2 separate regions of the Homo sapiens genome follow, and region 1 is linked to region 2. Evidence: read pairs that join two places in POLR2A ChIA-PET (ENCODE). Cell type or tissue: Caco-2. All regions are shown on one strand. Links, peaks and the distances in the headings refer to the core of each region. The heading gives the core; the rest is flanking DNA. Region 1 overlaps DLG2 (discs large MAGUK scaffold protein 2). Region 2 overlaps DLG2 (discs large MAGUK scaffold protein 2).

Evidence for each region. ChIA-PET counts read pairs that join two places held together with the same protein. Peaks named below come from ENCODE experiments on the same cell type or tissue, not always from the same donor. Only the 100,000 strongest peaks of a DNase experiment are listed, where the experiment ranks them.
Region 1: POLR2A ChIA-PET joins it to region 2 with 10 read pairs; 2 of 35 experiments call an interaction of 5 or more read pairs at or near these places.

What each region holds. Positions count from the first base shown.
Region 1 is chr11:83,455,645-83,467,020 of GRCh38, forward strand. It overlaps DLG2 (discs large MAGUK scaffold protein 2), which reads right to left. Exons shown (of 28, transcript NM_001142699.3): 26 at 11,064-11,173; 27 at 6,358-6,449; 28 at 1-4,280. The coding sequence ends at 4,174. Among named protein-coding and RNA genes, the nearest start is that of CCDC90B, 170 kb to the left of the region's middle. In Caco-2, for the core only: no CTCF peak of the experiment used is centred there; no DNase peak of the experiment used is centred there.
Region 2 is chr11:83,718,792-83,730,167 of GRCh38, forward strand. All of the region lies in intron 18 of DLG2 (discs large MAGUK scaffold protein 2), which reads right to left. It overlaps DLG2-AS2 (DLG2 antisense RNA 2), which reads left to right. Exons shown (of 12, transcript NR_187249.1): 11 at 2,039-2,194; 12 at 6,401-6,599. Among named protein-coding and RNA genes, the nearest start is that of DLG2-AS2, 87 kb to the left of the region's middle. In Caco-2, for the core only: a CTCF peak has its summit at 5,315 (motif pointing left); DNase peaks (open chromatin) are centred at 5,510, 6,180, 6,530 and 7,807; H3K4me3 peaks cover 1,721 bases.

The sequences.
Region 1 (11,376 bases), core at 2,000-9,999, 260 kb before region 2:
GAAGGATATTTACAGACTTGAGTGTGTGTGTGTGTTTCCAACCACAGTCATTCATACTCAATGTAACGTGTGTACATGGTATACATACCATATATACCATACATACACAGAAGTAAAATGTATATCACAGAATTCTGTAGGGAGTCCCCTGGCAAGTCAGCTGTCACAGGAGGTACTCCACATGCTTCAAGGGAATTGATCTTTTTCCCTCTAGGAGTAACAAATTAATGTGATCAACTTAGGAATTAGCCTGAGTCCTTGGCTTAAATATATTTGTAGGAATTTAGGCAGGACCAAGACAGGAAAGAAGAGATTTCATTTCACCAGCAAGTCCATTCAGTCTCACCAGAGCAATCACCAGCTGAAAAGCAGAGGGGGCTTCACATAAAAATGGGAAAAAGAAAGCTTATGAATGGGAAAAAAATGTCTCTCTCCAAACCAAGGTGATGGCATGGCTTCAATGAGGAGGAAGAGGTTTGCTATCAGAATAATTGGGGCCAGAGTCTGCCTTTATTGAAAGAAAATGTCCTCAGAGCCATGCGGTAGTGCTGGGAGTGGGCTCGCTTAGGAGCAGTGTTCAGGCAGAGGCACTCAGGCGCCGGCAGGGCCCACAGCACATGCATCATCGCTGCCAGGGCAACGGTGCAGGCTGGCTCCGGGAGGCGGGCTGGAGCAGGCTCCAGGTCAGGGCCTCACGCTCAGCTTTACTTTCTGGGCTGAGTAGGTGAAACGGCGACCTAAAGTATTTGTGTCATTAGTCCAGTGCATGGACTTGCTGTCTGAATCAGCCATGAGCCCTTTAGAGGACAGAAAAATCAATACAGGGATGTACGGGAGAAGATGATCAGAGATTTGAGGAGAGGAGAAAGGACAGAAGAGGAATAAGAAGGGCAGAGAAACAGAGACTAAAGGAGAGGTGGACAAAAAGAGAAAGGGAATAGAGAAGGATTATAGGAGAAAGTCAACAACTCAGAGATGGTGGGAAGGAGGAATAGGAAAAGGAGAGGAACAAAAAAAAAAAGAGATGGAATTAGTCGGAAGTAGAAGGAGGAGGAGAGTAAGGAAAAGAATGAGAAAAAAAGTAGAGTCTCGAGCCAGAGGTTGGAGAGTTCTTTCCTGGCTCGGAGTCCTGAAGGGCCGGCAGTAGGATCTAAGACAGCGCACAGAGGCACCCGAGTGCAGCTTTGTGAAGACAGGCTCTTTAAGCAGACAGAGCCAACCCAAGAATTTGGGGCTGGGAAAAAAGGCCTGCAAATAAATAGCCAAGAAATCCCGCAAAAGGCCTGCAAATAAATGGCCGACAATTCTGTGGGAGGAGAGCAAAAAACAAATGCCTCTGCACTTAGCTGACAAATGGAATTTTGATTTTGGTAAAGCTGAGACCCCCGTGGTGCTACACATTGTACCAGAGCATGAAAAATAGCACCAGTTACACGATCTGGCACTTTTCTGAAAGGGCCCAGCATGTGTGAAGGTGACATTGCACCCCCAGCAAGCCTTCAGGTTGGAGAGAGCTCTGGACAAAGTTTGCAGTGTTAGCACCAGTCTGGCCCCAGGCTCCGAGTGCATTTGCACCAGATGTAATCTGGGTAACTTTCATGCCATTTCCATACAAGTCATCAGATTTGCTGCAAAATACACCAGTTCATTGGAGCCATAGAGACATCAACATTGGGAAGTGCAAGACAACACAACAAATGGAGGTGTAAATTCTATTGGAAAAGACCCTCTCACCAATTTGCTTGGTGATTCTTCAAGCAAATATATATGTATCTATATATTTATATAAATCTACATAAAAAAATCAGTGCAAATGCCAATTCTAATCTGAAAGCATCTACACTAGGAAAATAAATAGTTATATTACTACAAAACCAAGGGTTGGTGGTTCAATTTGATTGTACTTAGCCACAGCAACACTAGTAAATGGAAAGCACATCACACGACCCGCGAAAACATCTACTCATTAATGACAGTCTTTTAAATAAATGGTTGCATGCTCAGTTGAGAAACCAAAGAAGTTATCGTGGTGGCCTAAAAATAGAGCTGGGATCAGGAATGGCATTCTGGTGTCAGAAAACTTCTGGGAGCAATATTGATGAAAGTAGGCCTTGACCTGAAACTGGCGAATTGCAGACATGGACATATCTTTAACATTTTGAGCAATCTAAGGAAGTCTCTGGAAATTTAACTTTCATGAGAGGGAGAATGCATTGCTAGCCCTTCCATTGGCAAAGGAAGCCTCAGGACTATGGGAAGATGCATAATTTTGCATTTCTGTTTTGTTTTGGTGACTGTAGCCAGGCAGACAATGATGTTTAGCGTAAGATGAACAATGCCTGTTTTTGGAAAGAGACTCTCATTCTAAGCTCCGATGTTCTTACTGTGAAGAAGCCCCATCACTCTGATGGCTCTATCTCTTGCTCTCCTACCCAGCCTACATGCTGGTTTGCTGCACAGTGTGGCAGAATCCCTGCCAGGTCTGGATGTACCCCAGAAATAAGGCGATGGGGCTTAGTCTGGGCATGCACAGAACCCAGAGTAGAGTGGTTATTATCACTGAAAAGTCTCTCCCCAAACACCATGGGCAAAAGCAATGCTGATGTCGCCATCCACTCTAAAGTGGGAAACCAACTCTTCTAGTTCAGTTTATAGGCTTTGGGAGGTTTCTTTTTTTAAATCATCGTTATTATAATTGTTAAAAAATAAACTTGGTCCAGGTGCAGCTCCAAGAAAGGCAGTTCAGTTGGTTGAGCTCAAAGTCATTAATTGTCTTTCCTTGTGACTCTATCTCTTTGCTCTGTACATAGAAACAAAAAAGTCTGCACCCCCTCACCCCCAACCAGACACTTCTCTTCTCTCTCTTCCTCAAAGAAATAGTGCATCTAGGAACAGATCTCTCATTGGCTCTAGTACCATCTCTGGATGTTACAAAACTCTCAGTTACTCTGTAAAACAAAAAGGTACTAATCCTAATTACTCATTGTTGGCCAAAATGCTAAATGGTCCTTTAAGAATTGTATGTCAGTAACTAGGAACAAAGTTATTCAACTATTTGCATGGCAGGCTCAGGTTATTTAACTAGAGGAAAGCAAAAACTTCCCTTTAGATCATTTGCATAAGTTTGTCTCTGAAAAGCCATCAGCATAAAAAAATGCATTAACCAAATGTCTTCCAAAAATATCCATGAGGGCAACTCATTAAGGGATGTGCTGCATGAGAGTGTATCACTAATGTGGAAGGGAGGTAAGTGAGGAAGAAGTCTTTGTCAGACTTAAAAGGAACTCAGATGCTCTTAACAGATCATTGGCAACAAAAGGGAGAGTGCAACTTTCAGGTCTTGAATTTGATCATCTGCTGATGTTGCATACATTTAGTCTTTCAATATTAGTCTTTACAAAATATTTCACAAAACTTTTTTAACCTATAGAAATTTGTTTCTATACATTTAATATATTTTTATTGTATAAATTATTCTCATCTTTAGTGCCTTCTTTCAGTTTATAAATGGCAAAATAGGCAATCAACAATCATAAAGCTAATCCCAGGTGGAATCCCCTCCTGTCAGTGAGGTTAGTCCTCCATACACTTGCAAATTTTATGAAATTCTTGTCTTTGCAGATGCCAGTCAAAAAACTACACACTTATCCTTCCCTGATAGTATGTCATCTCCAAAGGGATTCCTTTCTTTTTTCCTTCTTTCTTTCATTTGCTTGTTAAGAAATCAAAAGATGTGCATAGTTATAAAATTCAAAGTGTACCAATTACAGATGTGGGTAATGGGAAGGCTGATGAGGTTCGAGTGCTGGCAATTTTTCTTTAAAGCAAAAGACACAGAGAGCTCTGCAGCTAAATCAGCTCTGGACATCTGCTGGGGTGAGGAGGCTCTCATCTCATCTCTTGGGCAGAAAGCCCGTCAGAGGTTCATCCCTACACCTGGCACTTTGAGCAAACCAAAGCCTTCCTTCATACTGCAATGTCTTTTCTGTCCCACCCTTTGGCCCCTCTGTTTCCTTCATGGCTTCATACAGTTTGTGTTGTACATTCGTAAGAATTCACATTGACTGCAAAAACATAAATGCAACAAAAACATAAAAGCCTCCAAGTAGTATGTTATATATATTTTGTTCTTCTAAATGCTCTTCTGTCGTTGTCAGAGGCGCAGTAGCTAATTTATAACTTTTCCTTTGAGGGAATCCAGATGAAAGGCCCAGATTGCTCTTCAATAACAAGCTTGCATTGGTTATATATATCTTCTAAAGTATCTCCTTGGACAATAGCTGTAACAAAAGCAAACACACCCAGAATTAGAAATAATTTCCTGGATGGTGAAGAACAATCATCACTTACACATTGGAGGCTCAAATCAGTAGCAGATGACTCATCAGGAAGCTTCATATCATTTTTCATTAGTAAGAAGAAGCAGAAAATTCATATAAGCAAAGTTACATTCATGATTTTAAGAAATGCTTTCAATGGATATCCTGGATCAGTAACAAATGATTCACAGTCTTTGCACTTTCTACATGTCTGTCTGTAGTACTGGACAATTTATCACTCATCTATTTAACCAATATTTTATGGGTGCCTACTCTGAGCCAGGCACTGAGCTGGGCAATGATCAATTTTCAGACTGAGAGCTCCCTATTTAGAAAAGAAAACTGGCCTTACAGTCTGTATATTTACTTATTTTGGCAGCAGCAGAAATTCAGATATTGTAGACACCGAGGAAATAATGAAGATTTTAGAGGGAAGTTTAGTTAGCCTCCCAACCCTCAAAGCCCTTAATAGGAAAACCCATTAATTCCCCAAATCTCTGGTAACTTGAGATTTTTACCATACAGAGCTATTCATATTGAGAATACCATAAGTCCACTATTTATAAGAAACATAAACAGGAAGAAATATAAACAAACTGCTCAGTTGTGTATCTCCTAAAACACTAAGTCACTTGGAGTAGATTTAAGTACATTTTATTGTCTCATTTGAACAAAAGTTATCTTGTAGAAAGATTTCCAAAACACATCAGTATTATCCATATGACACTAGGTCTTAAAAATAAATTACTACTGAAAGATGATTTAGATATTTAAAAACAATCCTCAGAATATATTATTGTATTGTATACAAAATATAAACCACTGTCAAAATGTACACTTTTGTTTCTCCTACCTGGATGTTCTTTTAGGATGAAACACAGCTCGTATCTTGGTTACTGACAGAAAGATTACTTAATATTACCTGATTCAAGATATTTACAAACTGCTAAGGCACTGACACTTTCTATATTCTGAATAAGGTAAAAAATAAAACATCTAACTTCACATATGGTAATCCAGGAAGAAAGTTCTTGGGTTTTTTTTTTTTTTTTTTTTTTTTTTGAGACAGAATTTCACCCTTGTTGCCCAGGCTGGAGTGCAGTAGCACGATCTCGGCTCACTGCGACCTCCACCTCCTGGGTTCAAGTGATTCTCCTGTCTCAGCCTCCCTAGTAGCTGGGATTACAGGTGCCTGCCACCACACCCAGCTAATTTTTTGTATTTTTAGTAGAGACGGGGGTTTCACTATGTTGGCCAGGCTGGTCTCGAACTCCTGACCTCAGGTGATCCACCCACCTCAGCCTCCCAAAGTGCTGGGATTAGAGGCATAAGCCCAGCTCGAAAGTTCTTGTTTTTAAACCTCCGGGAACCAGGTGTAAGGCAAATTTCACAAAGTCTGATTACTCAGTGTTCTATGAAAGTATATAGGAATACAGAACTCAGAACTCAGGCTCTCCAGAAGAAAACCTCTATTCCCCTTCATGTTTCCAAGGAAACATTTAAAAAGAAAAAAAAAGCAGTTTTGGTTGAGACTTGACACAGTGAACTGAAACATGAGGAAGTTTTAAGCATCTTGTTCAGGTGCTGCTGATAGGGACACTGATGAAAGCTCATGGAGCTGGGGACGGACGCCTCCAAGCTTCTTCTCAAGAGTAACTGCTTTGGACACTGACCATTTTGAGCCCTAAAATTTTGTTTTTCAAGTTTTCTGATGATATCAGGGAGATAGTTTAATGAGGTAGCAATGCCTCAAATCCTTTTCATGGTAGGAGATAGCTCAGGGGTATCTCCTGCCCATGGTTTTGGGTAGGGCTGGTGGGAACCTGGGAGCTGGCTGCAGCTGAACTCTCAGGAGAACCCAGGGTTTTACATCAAAATGGGTGAAGCAGAGGGATACTCCTTGTATATGAAACAGATATTAGGGATTCTCAACAGGAAGGTTTTAGGGCACAAGTACACCAGGCCCAGAACCCTCTCTGTGCCAAATGTCAGACAATTTATCCCCTTTCTCACACTACCAGGGTAAAAGTGAACTTACCTGTAAAATATTCTCCAAATTCTTGTTCTAGCTTAATTGCTCGATCATAGGTTTTCTTGGCTTGTTCCTCTGTTAGACGCTTATTCATCTCCCTGGGAAAATGAGGGTTTGTATTAGAACATAAAGGGAATATTCCAAATCCTAAAAAATTAAAATGTATGGCAAAAATAAATCCTACAGAAAACATAGTGTAATCTTAGCAACAGGTTTTTAGTCTTCATTCAGGACTCCTCTGTGCTGGAATAATTTCAGCAACAAGGACTCACGGCCAGAAAGCTCATTCTCTCAAAGGGCAGTCTCTTGGTCCCACATTGGATTGAAGCCAAATATGTCTCCTTATGATTTGTAGTCACTGGTCCCTGTTCTGCAGGGACCTAATATCCTCCATGGTAGGCCCTAGGATATTTAAGTAAAGTGCTTAAGTGTGTCTTGAGGCTTCTACTTCTTCAGAATAAACTGTCCTATTGCTTCATCTATCCCCTCATTGGATGTGATTTCTAAATCTGAACTTTCCTGACCACCCTTTCTTGGAGTTTGTTCTAGTGTATCTCAGACTTTCTGAAATGTGAGAGTAGAATGGTAGTTATCAGAGACTGGGAAGGGAAGGCAGGAGGGGAGATGAAGAGAAGCTGGTTAAGGGGTATAAAATGCAGTTATAGGAATATTTCAAAATAGCTAGAAGAGAAGAACTGTAATGTTCCCAAAACATTTCTGGTGATGGATATTCCAGTTACCCTGATTTGATCATTACACATTGTATACAGGTATTAAAATATGACATATACTCCAAAAATTTGTACAACTATTATATATAAATTTTTTTTAAAAGGCTCAAGGATAAATCAAGGTGGGAGAGAAATGAAAAATTCTTGAATTCTCTCTAAAACCTAATCTATTGATTCTTAACTACTGGCAGCTTTATCTTTCCGGGTCTTCCAGGTGTTAAAAAAAAAATGTCCTGCCAAATGCAATTTGGTTGGCTGATCAGGATGCATCACAGGTGCATGTAGAATTTCTGAAATCATTACCGTCTTGCATGCTGCTTAGGAAGCCAGAGATTTGGGTCTGGAACATCTGGCCTTAGTCAATTCCTTTCGAGAGCAAGTAACAGAGGCAAGAAGGGATGTGCTTAAGGCTGTGTATTTAACGAAGAGTAATCTGGGGTAAGAACTCAAGGTTTTGGTTTTTTAAACCAATTTTCAGTTAGACTTCCTATTATACCAAGACTTGATATCTTTCAAAAGAGGCTATTTGGAAAAAAAAAAAACAATATATTGACATTAGACATTAATGGCTGAAATACAAAGTAGTGAGAATTTCCTGAACTCTTGTTGCTAAACTCATCTTGTCCTGAGGGGTGTTATGTATAATTTTTCTTCCAAACAGTCTCAGCTGTACATGCTGTGAATGGATGTTACTCGTGGGTGGAGAAGATGCTGGGCTAAACCAAGGGACACTCTTCAGAGAAAGATAAATATTTGCTCCAGATGTCAAGAAATCATGTGGGCCAGGCACAGTGGTTCACGTCTGTAATCCCAACACCTTGGGAGGCTGAGGCAGGTGGATCACTTGTGCTCAGGAGTTCAAGACCAGCCTGGGCAACAGGGTGAAACCCTGTCTCCACAAAAAAAATACAAACATTAGCTGGGTATGGTGGCACATACCTTTAGTCCCAGCTACTTGGGAGGCTGAGGTGGGAACATGGCTTGAGCCCACGAGGTCATGACTGCAGTGAGCCATGATGGCACCACTACACTCCAGCTTGGGCTGGACAGAGCAAGACCCTGTCTCAAAGAAAGAAATCACATAGTTCTGGATCATCTTCGACCTGCCTTCCAAGAATTCTGTCTTCTCTGAATTCCCTTTTTACTGATTACAGCAATGACTTAGTTTAGGTTTTTATTCTCTGACCTGTGAATTTATTTTGTCTCCTTGACTGATCAGTAATTCTTTGAGGGCGAAGACCATGGCTTGTTTGTCAGCATGTGGCATGGAGACTGATTCAACATTTATTTGTTGAATGAATAGATGAGTAAATGAATGAATGAATGAACAAATGGGGAGCTAGATAAACATAATTATAAGATAGTTGAAGACAGAAGTAAACACAGAGCATCATGGGAGCAGGAAGGTAAAAGCAGATTGGAAGTGGCAGGGTGAAGGGAGATTGCCACATGGAAAGGGAACAGAAGTCAGATGGTGGCACAATATAAAAAGAACATCCCTTTCATACACATCTTTGATTTTATGCTCCTCTGAAGAGTCAGCTATGTATGTGCTAATAAGCTCTGTGATTTGATGTGGATGATGCACTTGAGAAATAATGTGTGTGATGATGTATCAATGTGTAAATGTGACAGCTGTCATGCTTTTGTTCCGGCTGACCTAGCATTCACTACTCTCTGGGGAATGGGCAATTCATGGCAGCTTTGCTCCTGGAGTAAAAGCCTTGGAAAAGAGTGAACTGTAAAGTAAACATCCAACCTTTAGTAGGTAGATTGCATTGGTCTGAATGTCACCATCACTGCACTTGAGACCCATGAATATGGCTGCAGCAAATTATGTCAGATTCACTGTCCTTATTGTGAAGTCCAGCCTTTAGTACATTTAACTTTCCTTGGTGATAAGTGGCTGTGACAGTGCCCTAAGGCATAACTAAAATAAGTCATCTCATAGTTGTGGAAGGCAGTAGACCTTCTCCTATGGAATGCCAGATGGGACTGTCTCCTAATATTGCACCGGACCAAATGTGCCACTGCTGTCGTTCCCTCAGGCCTCATTCCCCTGGGAAGCCATTTATCCCACTGAGTGTTTACAATATGAAGATTTATTTTTCTATTTCTGAAACAGGCCTTTAAGATGGCTGTTCCCAGGAAGTAAGGACTATTTTTCTTCTCATTAATGTTAGCATTACTTATATTTATGAGGCTCTTGACAGATTATAAATCAATTTTACATCATGAAATTTGTACTTGCTTAATTCACTTTGTGCAATGCCCGACATAGTATCCTATACAAGGAGAAATTTAATACATGCTATTGGGGATGATAATATTAAGAATCATTATTTTATCATTAGTACATATTTTTCCATGTGCCAGCCATGGGAAAAACTCTTTATATTATAATTTAATACCTAAATTCATGGGGCTGAAGGTACTGTCAGTGACCTCCCGATCTTACTTTTTTTATCCTGGTAAGAATCCTTGTCCATTTTTTATATATGGGACTATATTCTGCTTTCAAGGTACATCTCTGGCTATTTCCCCAGAGCTCAACTATGTATTTAACTTAATTCTCTCAGGCTGCCACTCCAGCTGCTGCAGTTTGCTTTGCTTCTTTGTCTTCAGAGGAGACACAGAACAGTTAATATCCTCTGTAAGCAATTGCTTTCACCACTGGGATTAAATAATTTCTGTTTCTTCGGTCCTTCCATAAACATTATTTTCCAGTACTCTGTGGTTCACTCCTGAACCCTGTCAAACACTATGGTCTTGAGGCCCAGATGAAGGCAAAATTTGATCAAGGCCCTCATGACAGACACATTGGCATTATCTCTTGCACTGTCATGGAAGAGGTACTGTTTATGTGTTTTATAATGATAAAATAGTTTTATTCCTTTATAATGAAGTAATTTTATATCTTTTACAATAATAATAGGTATTATTTATTGAGTACTTACCATATGCCAAAGAGTACATGAACAGCTTTACTAAATTCCTAATCTTGTTATTTAACCTTTATACTAGCTCTATGAGGTATTTATTAGTATGCCTCGTTTCGAGGTGAGGAGCTAAATCTTAGAAAGGTCAAGCAATTTGCCCAAGGTTACTTAACTGATCAGTGGCAAAGTAAAGAACCAAATCTTGCCTGATCAATTTTCAGGTCCCTGCTGGTAGCCCCTTTTCTGGTTACCTCTATCTACTGTAGCTTCACCTTTGTGAATGGGAGTTGCCTATACTGACTTTACAGTCAGATCGTGAATGTCTGCCCACTTTGTTTAATGATTCTTGAAAGAAGTTATTTCACAAGTCCTTTGGAGGGGAAAAAAAAAGAAAAAACCCTGAGTGCACAGGTATGAAGCTACTGGTTTAAGTTACAGATGTTTTACTGCCACGCCACTAAGAAAACTCTATTAAGAACGATGTTCTATGTATGTAAAGTTTTAATTAAGGAACATCAGAATTCTATTAGAGAACCAAGGAAAATGCCAATGAAAAAAGTCTCAAACGTTGTCTGCTCTCTCTATAAAAAATCTACACATTTAAAAAGATTTACTTATAGACCTGCCTCAGAAGTATGAGACAATTAAAAAATGATTGCTTCCTATCATTTGGAAAACAAAAGCAAACCAAAAAACCAAATCAAGCCAAGCTATCCTCAAAACAACAACAACAAAACCTCAAAAACTAACAAAGAAAACAATCCGTGAAGTAAAACAATAAAAATCAGGAAACATTATTGAAGATGTTTTAAGGAATTACTATTATTGTTAAAATGAGGGATGTTAAAAAAAGAAATCACTGACATTATGTTTCTAGTTGTTTAAAAGAACTTTGATATATCTTCAAAAAAAGAGAATGCTGAAAAATCAACAATGGCATTTCCCATTTGTAAGCATTCCCAGCAAAATCCTGTTAGTAATTTTCAGTATAATACAGAACAGGGAGTCAGTTGGATGAAGGCCTCCAATGCCCTCTACTCACATAAGAGGTTCCAGAGACCTGGGTTTTATGAAGATGGCAATGGGATAGAGCTGGGCAACTTGTAACCGCTTGATAGCATTTCCTGATACATCAAGTATACAGTGTTTGCCCTGGTAGAAAGAGAAGAAAAATATGAAGTTAATATAGGAAGCATGGCCATAATCCAACAAAAGGAAACTAATGTATGTAGGTTTTAGAGGAAGGTAGGGGATGCTGGATTTCTAAAGTCAGAAAAAGATCACTGCAAAGAGTAAATAAAAATCGATATATAGGGTCATCATTGAGTGTTTACAATAACTAATACTAACTAGCC
Region 2 (11,376 bases), core at 2,344-10,343:
TGTTGCCCTGGGGTAAAAAGAATAAGGAGCAACTGGGTTCTAATACACCGTAGGGCCAGCTTGCATCTCCTAGCCCAATCCAGTCACCAGGCAAGTGAAGGTCACATTCTTGTCCAGACAACTGCAGCTGGGACTAGTTTTGATCTCAGATTCCAGCACCTATAGGCACCAGAGCAGCAATTCTCAATCCTGCCCATTCTTCACCTGGGAAACGTTTTTTAAATGCAGGTGCCTCAACTCTACTTCAGACCTACTGAGTGAGAATCCCTGAAAGGAGCTACAGTTTAAAAATACCCTGCACAGCCAGAACTGAGAGCCATGGCCCACACAGCAGTCAGGCCTAACAGTGACTCTTATTTGGTGTCTTTCTGGAAAAGTCTGTAGGTGTATGCATATGGCACTTGGGACACATTGTAATGGATGCAGTGTTAGAGGACTGAGAAGCCCATGAAGCAAGCTGCTTTTTCCAGGGGAGACATCACTATTAGCAGAAATGGAAGAGACGCCCTGCCACTATGTGACTTGAGTGTTTTGATCTTGAGAGATTTGAACATACCTCTGAGCACACTCAAAGGAGATGTCTTAGTCCATCTGTGCTGTTATAAAAATAAAAACAATTCTGAGGCTGGGTACTTTATAAAGAGATTATTTTGGCTCACAATCCTGCAGGCTGTACAAGAAACATGGCACCAGCATCTGCTTCTGGTGAAGGCCTCAGTGTGCTTCCACTCCTGGCAAAAGGGGAAGGTTAGCGGGCATGTGCAGAAGTCAAACAGTGAGAAAAGAGGCAAGGTGGAAGTAGGTTCCAGGCCCTTTTTGGCAACCAGCTCTGAAGGAATTTACTCAGTGACCCCAGGGAGGGCATTAATCTATTCATGAGGGATCTGCCTCTGGGACCCAAACAGCCCCCATTAGGCCCTACCTCTAACAGTGGGAGAAAATTACAACGAGAAGTTTGGCGGGCAAAAATATCAAAACTATAGCAGGAGGTGTTCCAAAAGAATTTGGGGGACTGACTCTATAAAGAATATAATACAGGTTCTTAATCATCAATGACAGTCAATAAGGAGACAGGAGAAAACACCAGTCTTAGCCTTTGTTCCCGACAAACAGACTGGATAACTTCCATCAAGGTGAATCTGTATATTACATGCTATCTCCACATCCAGAACTCTTGTATACTGTGAATAAGAAAATCTTAGTAAAAAGAATGACTTTCAGCCGGGCGCAGTGGCTCACGCCTGTAATCCCAGCACTTTGGGAGGCCGAGGTGGACGGATCACCTGAGGTCAGGAGCTCGAGACCAGCCTGGTCAACATGGCAAAACCCCATCTCTACTAAAAATACAAAAAATTAGCTGAGCATGGTGGCTCGTGCCTGTAGTCCCAGCTACTTGGGAGGCTGAGACATAAGAATCACTTGAACCCAGGAGGCGGAGTTGCAATGAGCCAACATCACACCACTGCACTCCAGCCTGGGTGACAGAGTGAGACTCCATCTCAGAAAAAAAAAAAAAAAAAAAAAAAAAAAAAAAAGAATGACATTCACTTAAGTTATGTAAGTTATGCCTGAGAAGCTAAAACCATTTCTGTTTCTCAAGCTTTTCCACTACAAAAGGTACTCCAAGTGTATTGTGTTCTTTACCTTTTTCAAGATTCTCAAAAGCCCAGGGAAATAATAATTACAACCTACAGATGGAAGAATGAGGTTCTAAAAGCTTCATAGGCTTAGTAAAGACTATATAAAGTAACTTGGGAAAGCTCACAGAGCTAAGAAGTGATGGATCTCTCCCTGAACCCATATCTGACAAAGCCAATGCTGGTAACCACCACACTGTAAATACTTACATATCTCCAGAATTCACAGTCCGTCTTGAATATTAACACATTGAAATGAAAGAGTAAGTAAAGTTTAGGATTATCTTTGACTCCCTTCTTCAGCCCTCCCTTTTTTTTTTTTTTTTTTTTTAATTACCAGAGAGTAGGGCCAGGGAAGAAGCTTCTCTAACTCAAGAACCCTCTCTTCTGCTGCTCACCAGGTCTGAATAGCCCTTGTGAAGGCAGCATTTGAGAGAACTTCTCTGCCACATGCTGATTCCTCTCACCGCGGGAAGAAACCAACCTACCCTGGGGAGCCTGAGAGCTCTTTGAGTATCTGGGGGTGAATCAACTAATCTGATTAATTGTTTTCAGAGGTGAGGAGCTGGGTACTGAGGAAGGGAAAATTTTGATGAGAAAGAATCTGGGCCTTTAGCATGTGAAACATGAGGCTCAGAATTTAATGACTTGTTCAAAGGGAGATTTTTAATAGACATGCTTTAACCAGCTATTTTGGACATCTTATACAGGTGAGAAGAGAAGGGGGATAGCAGTTGGCCAAGCTATAAGGACACTTAAAAGGACACTATAAGACTGCAAACCAGATCAGTGTGAACGTACAAGTTAATTAACTCATTTAACAGACCCTTACTATTGAGTAACTACAGACATTTTTTATTTGCATGGTTCCAATATGCATGAATTTTCATTACCATGATTTGAGTAGTTCCAGTCCCCCAACAACACAATTCAAACTTTAGCTACCACAATATATTAAGTATGAGTGATTGCATAAGGCACAAACCTGCTACTAGCTCTTCAATTCACAAATTTCTACACAATAACACATGCGCATCATCATCAGTGACTCACGTCAGTTCTTTCAAGGTCTGTCAGTGACTGGTCACTGAGCACCTGCTATTCACTTCACAACACAGACAGTAAAGCATACTTGTTTTGCCTCCTTGTCTCCAGTGATAAATCCACAGACATTTTACAAAAATGGATAATTCAAAGAGGGACTTTGTCAGCAATGAGGAAAGCACAGCAAGAAAACAAAAAGTTATAATGCTGTAAGTGAAATTTAGATGCGACAACGAATTATAGAAGATACAGCTGACTATGGGAATGTCGACCTCAACGCTCATTGAGAAATTCCACATATGCAGCCAGAGGAACTTACTGAAGGCAAACTTATGAATATAAATAAAGAAGGTGGCTGGGATATAAAGGATGAAAATGTCCCAGAGAATATGATACTGGCAAAAAAATTTACATTGAAGAACTCTTGTAGGTATTTCAAAACACAAAGTGCAAAGGATAAAAGGTTGCCAGATGATTAGAAAAAAGTGTGACAGTTTGCCAAGGCATATAAAAAATACTTGCTCTGTATCACAAGTTATATGACTGACAAGAAGAAAAAGGCAAGTACTATTCCAACTACTCTTTTTTCCAAAGAAATATAATAATTTTCACTGTTTCTAATATTTTAAAGAATAGCATACTAATAAAATATTATTTTACTATTTTTTATTTCCCTATATATCTAACAAAAAGATAATTTTTAACGTTTTGACAAAAAACTGGAAAGTTTATGGGTCAATCATAGTTTTTCTCATTGATCATTATGGTTTCATTCTTATGGTCTCCCACTGCCATGCAAAGTAAGAATTTTCCTGTTTTAAGTGCCAAGCATAAGAAGACATGGTCCCTACCCTCATGGTGGTCTTACGGCAACAATTAATTCTAAAAATCTGTGATTGTTCTATTTAATAAGGGTGCTAGCCTAGCTCAAGGCACTCATAAAGCCTGTAGAGGAGTTGTGGGAAGTAAATTTGGTAGGGGATATGGAGAAAGTAGCAAAGGAAGTACTGATGGGGGTGAGCTCCAACTCTGAGGAAAATGCAAATCTCTCCAGTCCAGCAAGTTTACCTCCTCACCTCCAGAGGCGGGGTGGGGAGTGACTCCAGGCTGGTTTTTAAACTGGCTGCCAACTGCTCAGCTGTAATGCCAGATACATATTAATTGCCAACAGAAAGCAGAGACACAGGTTCAAGTTCCTTCTCAAAAGTAATACAGAAACTTGAAATGCTAACAAGTGCCACCTTCAGCCAACTTAGGTGAATAAACTTTCTTAAAATCAGTACAAAATGTTTGGATGCAAGTCTCTTAGTCCCCAGAGCCACAGAAATGCAAAGAAGCATCAGGGGCTGTGACAATATATGTTCTTAAGGAAATACAGTTATAGGAGCATATGAAATGACGCATCTGGCTTTATGAGCTGGCAATGATTTTTAAGTCCAGAACGTATGTTACATTGCACTGTTTTTCCATCATAAAACATTTAAAAAATTTTATTTATGGCCCCTACCAGAAAGATGTGTGGCTATGTTACATGCATGTGGATGCAATTAGGAACAAAGCCACTAAGAGGTAGAAGGTTCATTAGGATTCATCTTGTCCAACTTCTCATTTAAAAAACAACAAAACGGCCAGGGGTGGTGTCTCAAACCTGTAATCCCAGCACTTTGGGAGGCCGAGGAGGGCAGATCATTTGAGGTTAGAAGTTCGAGACCAGCCCGGCCAACATGATGAAACCCCATCTCTACTGAAATACAAATATTAGCTGGGCATGGGGGCGGGCACCTGTAATCCCAGCTACTTGGGAGGCTGAGGCAGAAGAATCGCTTAAACCCAGGAGGCGGAGGTTGCAGTGAGCTGACATCGCACCACTGCACTCCAGCCTGGGCAACAGAGTGAAACTCTCTCAAAAAATAAAAATAAATAAATAATTAAATTGAAAACAACAAAACAACAAATGAGGTGAATTTAGTCGAAGGAGGCCAACTGCCTAGCTCCATAGTCAGATTCCTGCATCATAATAACAACAGCTGACATTGAGTGAGTATTAGTTTGTGCTGGGTGCAATGCTGTGGGTTTTACCAAAGAAGCATTATCTTGGGGGGCCAGAAATAGTGGCTCACGCCTGTAATCTCAGCACTTTGGGAGGCCAAGGCAGGTGGATCACCCGAGGTCAGGAGTTTGAGACCAGCCTGGCCAGCATGGTGAAACTCTGTCTCTACCAAAAAATACAAAAATTAGCCAGGCATGGTGGCACATGGCTGTAGTCTCAGCTACTCAGGAGGCTGAGGTGAGAGAATCACTTGAACCTGGGAGGCGGAGGTTGCAGTGAGCCAAGATCGCACCACTGCACTCCAGCCTGGGTGAAAGAGTGAGATCACATCTCAAAAAAAATAAATACATAAGTAAAAATAAAAAGCATGAACCTCAGAAATTGTAAAATAGTTACTACTACCATTATCATTTTACAGGTTTATGTTATTCAGCTAACCATGAGAGAGCTGGGATTTGAATTCAGGCAGAATAATCTGAGCTGACATTCTTAACTATGAAGCTATGATTGTTAAAAATTATCCTTTCCAGTTACTTAACTATGTGGCCCAAAATAAGGTAACCGTGCCCCCTGGAGGATGTTAGAGTCTAGCTTTCCATATACTACTACTAATCTTTAAACAACCACCAGAACGTACTACCCATTTTACTGATAAGAAAACTGAACGCGTAAAATAAAATGGTTTCCCAAGGTTGCACAGTTTATGATTGGTGAAAGCAGAATTCAACATTCAAGTCTGTCTGGTTCTTTCACACACATAAGCCTGGCTCCCTGGATTAGAACTAGGCTCTCCCGAAGCACGCTCTCTGGTTTCTGTTTGAACAGGACTTGCATACATTAAATGTCTGATCTGAAATCAATGTGGATCCAGGTATTGCTGGAACCAATTTAAGTCTAAAGCAAATATTTCACATTCCTTAATCAATCTCTCTCTCCGTGTGTGTGTGTGTGTGTGAGAGAGAGAGAGAGAGAGAGAGAGAGAGAGAGAGAGAGAGAGAGAATATCAAGAGTCTAGCAGTTCACATGAGATAATCCTGCTGAAGAGGCCAGTGGTAAATCAAACTCAGAGTGTGATTCTGAGGTTGCATTTAGTTGAAGGAGGATAAAAATTCACTGATTGTTGTTCTCACAGAACACAGATAGCAACAGACATGAAAACAGAGCCACTGTAGAAAATGCCTGCAAGCAGTGGCTACTAACAAACGGCAGGGAAAGGCTGTTTTAGGAAGGAAAGGGAGGAGAATCTGCTGCCCTCTTTTCATTTTACTGGCCACACCTCCCCCACATGGTCTGTCAAGAGAAATGGGTCTGAGAAAAGCAGCATGATTCTCACCACAGCTCTTTAGCAAGTTTCCAGGGGTTTTCAGCATAGCAGGCAGCTGCTTCCCAAATTCAGCTCTGTTCCCTCCTCCTGGTTGAGCTGCTTGGTGTATAAACTCCGCCTGGCCAGCACACACCTCCTGACGCTCTTGAGTGGTGGCCAAAGCCTGTTAGGAGTGAAGCAGGTAGGGCTACCTTCCCAGGCTAGTGGCAGAGCTAGTTTGAGATGCTTTGCAACACAAACAAGCCAATTTGAAAGATGGGATTATTTTCTCCGTTTTAAACGCTGTAACAAATCACTTTCCAGATGTTGGCTATCTCACTCACCTCTTTTTCTTTCTCTTCTCAGTTAAAAAGGCTTAGTCCTGGAAAAGTCGAAGAGGTGAAAACCTGCCTGGGGAGGCTGCTGAAGGACGCCAGGAAGAATTCTTATCTCCAAATTCAATCCTGCCTCCCAGCTAGCTGCTGGTGTTTGAAATTCCAACTCTGAAGTGGTAGTCTGGTATCTTCTTTTAAAATGTGGAAGAGAGTAAACAAAGTTATTCACAGCGTAGTGTTAATTCTTCAGCTGCAGGCTGGAATCTGCTGGCTCCCCTTAGGCAGGAAATGCCTGCTTAAATCGTCCCTTAGGTGGGAAGAAAATTCAAAAAGGGAAGGTTTATGGAGGCGGACTTTCACTAATTTCACCTTTTTGCGTGGCAAAACCAAGTCAAGAAATAAGGTCCTCTCAATCTCAGAAATTAATCTTTGTCTTCATTTAATTTGAACCAGGAAAACTTGTAATGCCAACATCAAGACTTTGTTAGTTAAAGCTTTTCTTAATATTTTAGGATGAATAGCTAAAACTTGGAAACCAGGACGATTTAGATTCCTTCCTAAAACCATTTTCCAGGTACGCTTAAGGACTTTTGTTTTGATGTGTGCTATATATGCATTTGAAGCCAAAGCACAGATGTTGATATTCATGTTTTAATGGTTGGTCATTTGATTAAGCGGAGCTCAGACATTTTCACTTTCCCTCTCAATATTATCACTGCAGTTCGGTTTAACAAGGCACTATTTCCCAGCACGGTCTACTGCTACCCAAATCAGCTGTGGTGGTCACCATGGTAACCACCCACTCATTTTTCCCTGTTATTTCACTTTATAACACTTAAAGAGCAGTGCACAGGCTAAAAAACCCTATGAGGGAAAAAAAAGTCCCTCAAATAGGAGTCAATCAAGCTCACCTGAGATGCAAAGTCATCTAAGTGTAAATGTTTTATTTTTTAAAAAAAATCAGCTGTGAATGTATTCATCAGAAACAAATGATCACTAGGAAAACAGCACTGAAAAGTTGAATCTGCTCATTGCTTGGAGACTAAAAACATTTTAAAAGTGTTTTTTAGGGATAAAATGGGGTTAACACTAACATTTCTAACTAATCTTGACAAAGGGCTTCCCTCGATGGGATTGAAAGCTGTGGAAGTCTCCAGGGTTTTAGGTTAAATCATAAAACTAAACAAGGTCTGTTTAAACCACACCTACGAGCTTGGGATTGTATTTTTCTATATGAATTTCCTTCCCTCCCCACACAAAAATATTAGGAGAAAAGTTTTTTAAAAAGAACTTTCTTTCAAAGCAGTATTTTGCTCATTTATTTTATGATTGGTTATTGAGTCTGCCAATCATACGTCTAAATGACAAGGAGGTATGGGAAATCAGATGAGTCACTGAGCCAGGCAGGAAGGCAGGTATTCAATCAAATCCCCCCAAAAGATAAGGGCTGCACAAGTGTAGACCTGTAGACCATCTCTCTGTTAGACACAGGTATTTGACCATTGCCAAACAGGTCAGCCACAAGTGGAAGCTAATCTTGACAGCAAGTCAGTTATTGCAGACCCTGAGAGACATCAGATCTGCCTGAAAACAAACAAACAAACAAACAAACAAACAAACAAACAAACAGTGCTTTGAGGAGTATCATGAAGACTTTCCGTTTCTCTGCAGGCATCCTGATAGCATGCCCCTTTTGGCTCCTAGAAAGACAATAATGACCCCTTCAGATGAACACTCTCTTCCTGCCCACAAATGCCTGTTGCATCTAAGACAGGTGTCTTACCTCTTCCCAATCACCACCACGGATAAAAAATAATTGAAAATGATTCTCCCACCATTGCAAAATGATTCTACTACTTCTAGTAGAGAACTTCTGGTTTTCAGGGATCAGGACTCTCCAATTCCTCTGCTCACTGAGGTTGAGATTCAGTGTTGTTTTAACAATATAAGAGCAGCTCCTATCACTTTTCAAACTGAACAAGCTTATTTTCATAGCCTCTACATAGTCTACATAGATAATTTTATTCAACACAATCAACAGTCCACTCATTCCCTGGTTGAGATTGCCTAGGGACAGATTTTGAGGGTGATGCCGATAAGTAAGTTGTAAGGGACCTCTTAAACAGACAGGAGACTTGAGGGACCCAGGGTTCCAGAGTCTGTCCTATGTAGAGGCCACAGTGATTGTTGTTCACAGCCATTATCAGCTGGTCCCTCTCCACCTTCCACTCCCCACCACCCAAGGCTAATGTGGTGCACAGGGGAGAGGTTTATAGGGAAAACTCAGTGGATTCAGGTGCAACAGGTGCCCTTGGACTGTGAGTAATGCAAATATTGACATCTGGAAAGCCTGGAAGAGTCATTATTACTTGGCTCCCCTTTGCCTTCTACTGGACACCTCTTCCTTCCCAAAAGTTCCCAGGATTTCTTTGTGACTTTTCCAAAGCTCCCTGCTTCCTATTCTGTTCAAAAGTCTCTCCAATTTTAATATAGTCCATGTAAAATATAAAATGGGTGGAGTGGATGGAGTGCAAAGCTATCAGATTTGTTATTTGATTTAAAGTTTAAGACTAGGGAACATGGAGACTTGGTTCTAGTCCAACCTCCGAAAAATCCACTTCGGTGATTTTAGTCAGATTATTTTCACTTGGCTTTTTCATCTATCAAACTATAAATTTAGTGAGATCAAACAAAAGGAAGTTCTCTGTAAAGTTAAAAGTTTAGTTCAAATTTTAAAGGCCACAGAACTATTATACAGCTGAAGTCATACTATAGATTGGAGAGTTCAGCCAAATTCATGGATTTTACAGGGCATAAAGTCTTTGGTTAGTGGTATCACAATTGTAGTGATATGAACTAGAATCTTCAGCCTCAAACCTCCACATCTAATCAGGCACCAAATCCCATTAATCTTACCTCCAAAATGTCTCTCTACTCTGTATGTCCCTCTGTTGCCACTGCCACTGTCATGAATGCTACTCTCTCCAAACTTGCTCCTTCCCTCTTATGTCACGTTCCCTTAGTGCATTAGCCACACCAGCAGTCAGAGGACTCCTTCTAAAATGCTCACCTGATCTTGTCTCTTCTCTGTTCAAATCCATTGCTGACTCCCCATCAACTAAAGCGCAAAGCCCATGTTTTTAGTAAAGCACATGACACCTTCACAATTTTGCTTCCCTAATAGCCTCTCTTCTCACCATCTTCTTCCTAGAAAACTTGGTGACTTTATACAGACAGCTCTTTCTTCTTTTTTGTACACTCACTTTATTCATTCTTCTAAAACACACTCAAACACTGCTGCCTCTGGGAATCCTTCCAAACCTCACAGACTGAGATAATGACCAACCCACTATTCCCATAGCATTTCCTATATGCCTGTTATTCCAGCATTTCTCACACTATCCTGCAATGTTTTGGATCCTTGCTTGGCTGAAGGTTCCACTGGTATGACCCAACATAGCATTTCTGATGGCCTGGTTTGAATAACTCACAAAGGACTTTGCACAAATCCCGGACACATCTAAGCAGTTCTGGGGCAAGGAGTCATTCTTCCCCTGCTTTCAGCAATGTCATGCCAGCAACACTCTTGTCTTAGGCCTAAATCACAGGGCCTTCCTCCTTGAAATAGGTTCAGTTCCTGGGAATCCATTTGGTCCCTGCACTTTAACTTACAACTGAACAGGGATTTAACAGCACTTATGCCAGTGTTTGCAAAACCGTGATACACAGTTGTCTTGCCCAGGAATAAATTAAGGTTGGTAGAATATTGTTGTCCTGTTTTATTTTTCTTTCTTTTTTCTTTTTAAAATTCTTTCCTTCTACAATGCAGGCATGATTATAAGCATTGTTACTTCCACTAGGTAAGTTCCAAGATATGCTACTGTGAAGATATCTTAATAAATTATTTTAGACAATGCTAGGTAAGAAAAAGTCCCACCCAGGAAAGACATGTGTAAGTCTGTAAAGTATATATTTCTTATTTATCAACTGCTTAACAGGCAAAGTTAAAGGTTTAAATTCTGATGTTTGGACGTTCATTGCCACTAAGGATAATATTGTAAGTTATTCTGCAAATGACTCTAAATACAACATTTAATGGTGGGGTGGACATCTTTCATTCAAATCTAAAGCTAAGGAAGGGAAGTGGACCTTATTAGGCAGAAGTTTCCTGTGGTACTTGTGACAGTTACTGAATGAAAAACAAAGGTAGAGTTTTTCAAAAGCATATTTCAAGCATACAATCTCCGTGTGGGACAGCCCGAGCCTTCCTGAAAATGAAGCACTCCAAGCTTCCTCAGGTTAATCAAGTCTAATAATACAGGAATTACTCTTCCTCAGCTGGGTACTTAAATCATGAGCCTGGAGATAGTACACATGTGGAGGACCTTCCAAAATGGACTATAAATCACATCACCTTGCATTAAGTTCTTCAAACCAGCTGGACCAGCCTTCACCATTCTCTGTGAGCTGAAAAATACAGGATCATAGTTCGCAGGGCTGCAGATAAAATTCTGCAGCAGTCAATTCGGTGGAATTGATGAAGGTGGCAGTAAATTCAGTGGAGATTCTATACATTAGACTCCAGTCTGGGCAAAGTTGAATTGGCAGTCTTTGTGCATCTTAATAATTGAATGTTTTATAGTGAATCTGAGTTGCCCATTTCTATACAGATTCATTTATTGCTAAATGAACATATGACCATTAAAATATATCTTCATTTAAGAAGAGTGAGCATGAAAGCATGATACTTTATACACAATAACGTCAGATCAGAAACCAAGTCACTTGTATCAGAAAAGTAAACCGCTTTATAGAACCAAAAATAAAACAAAACAAACTTTTTTTAATTGTAGAAACAATTGGAGTTTACTAAGTAAAAATACAAGAGATTTTTAAAGAAAAGATATTAGAACAAAATAGATATTGCTACTCAGGGTCAATCATTGTGAGTATATTTGTCATTTCCTTCTAGGTGTTTTTTTATGGTTTTTTTTTTTTTTTTTTTTT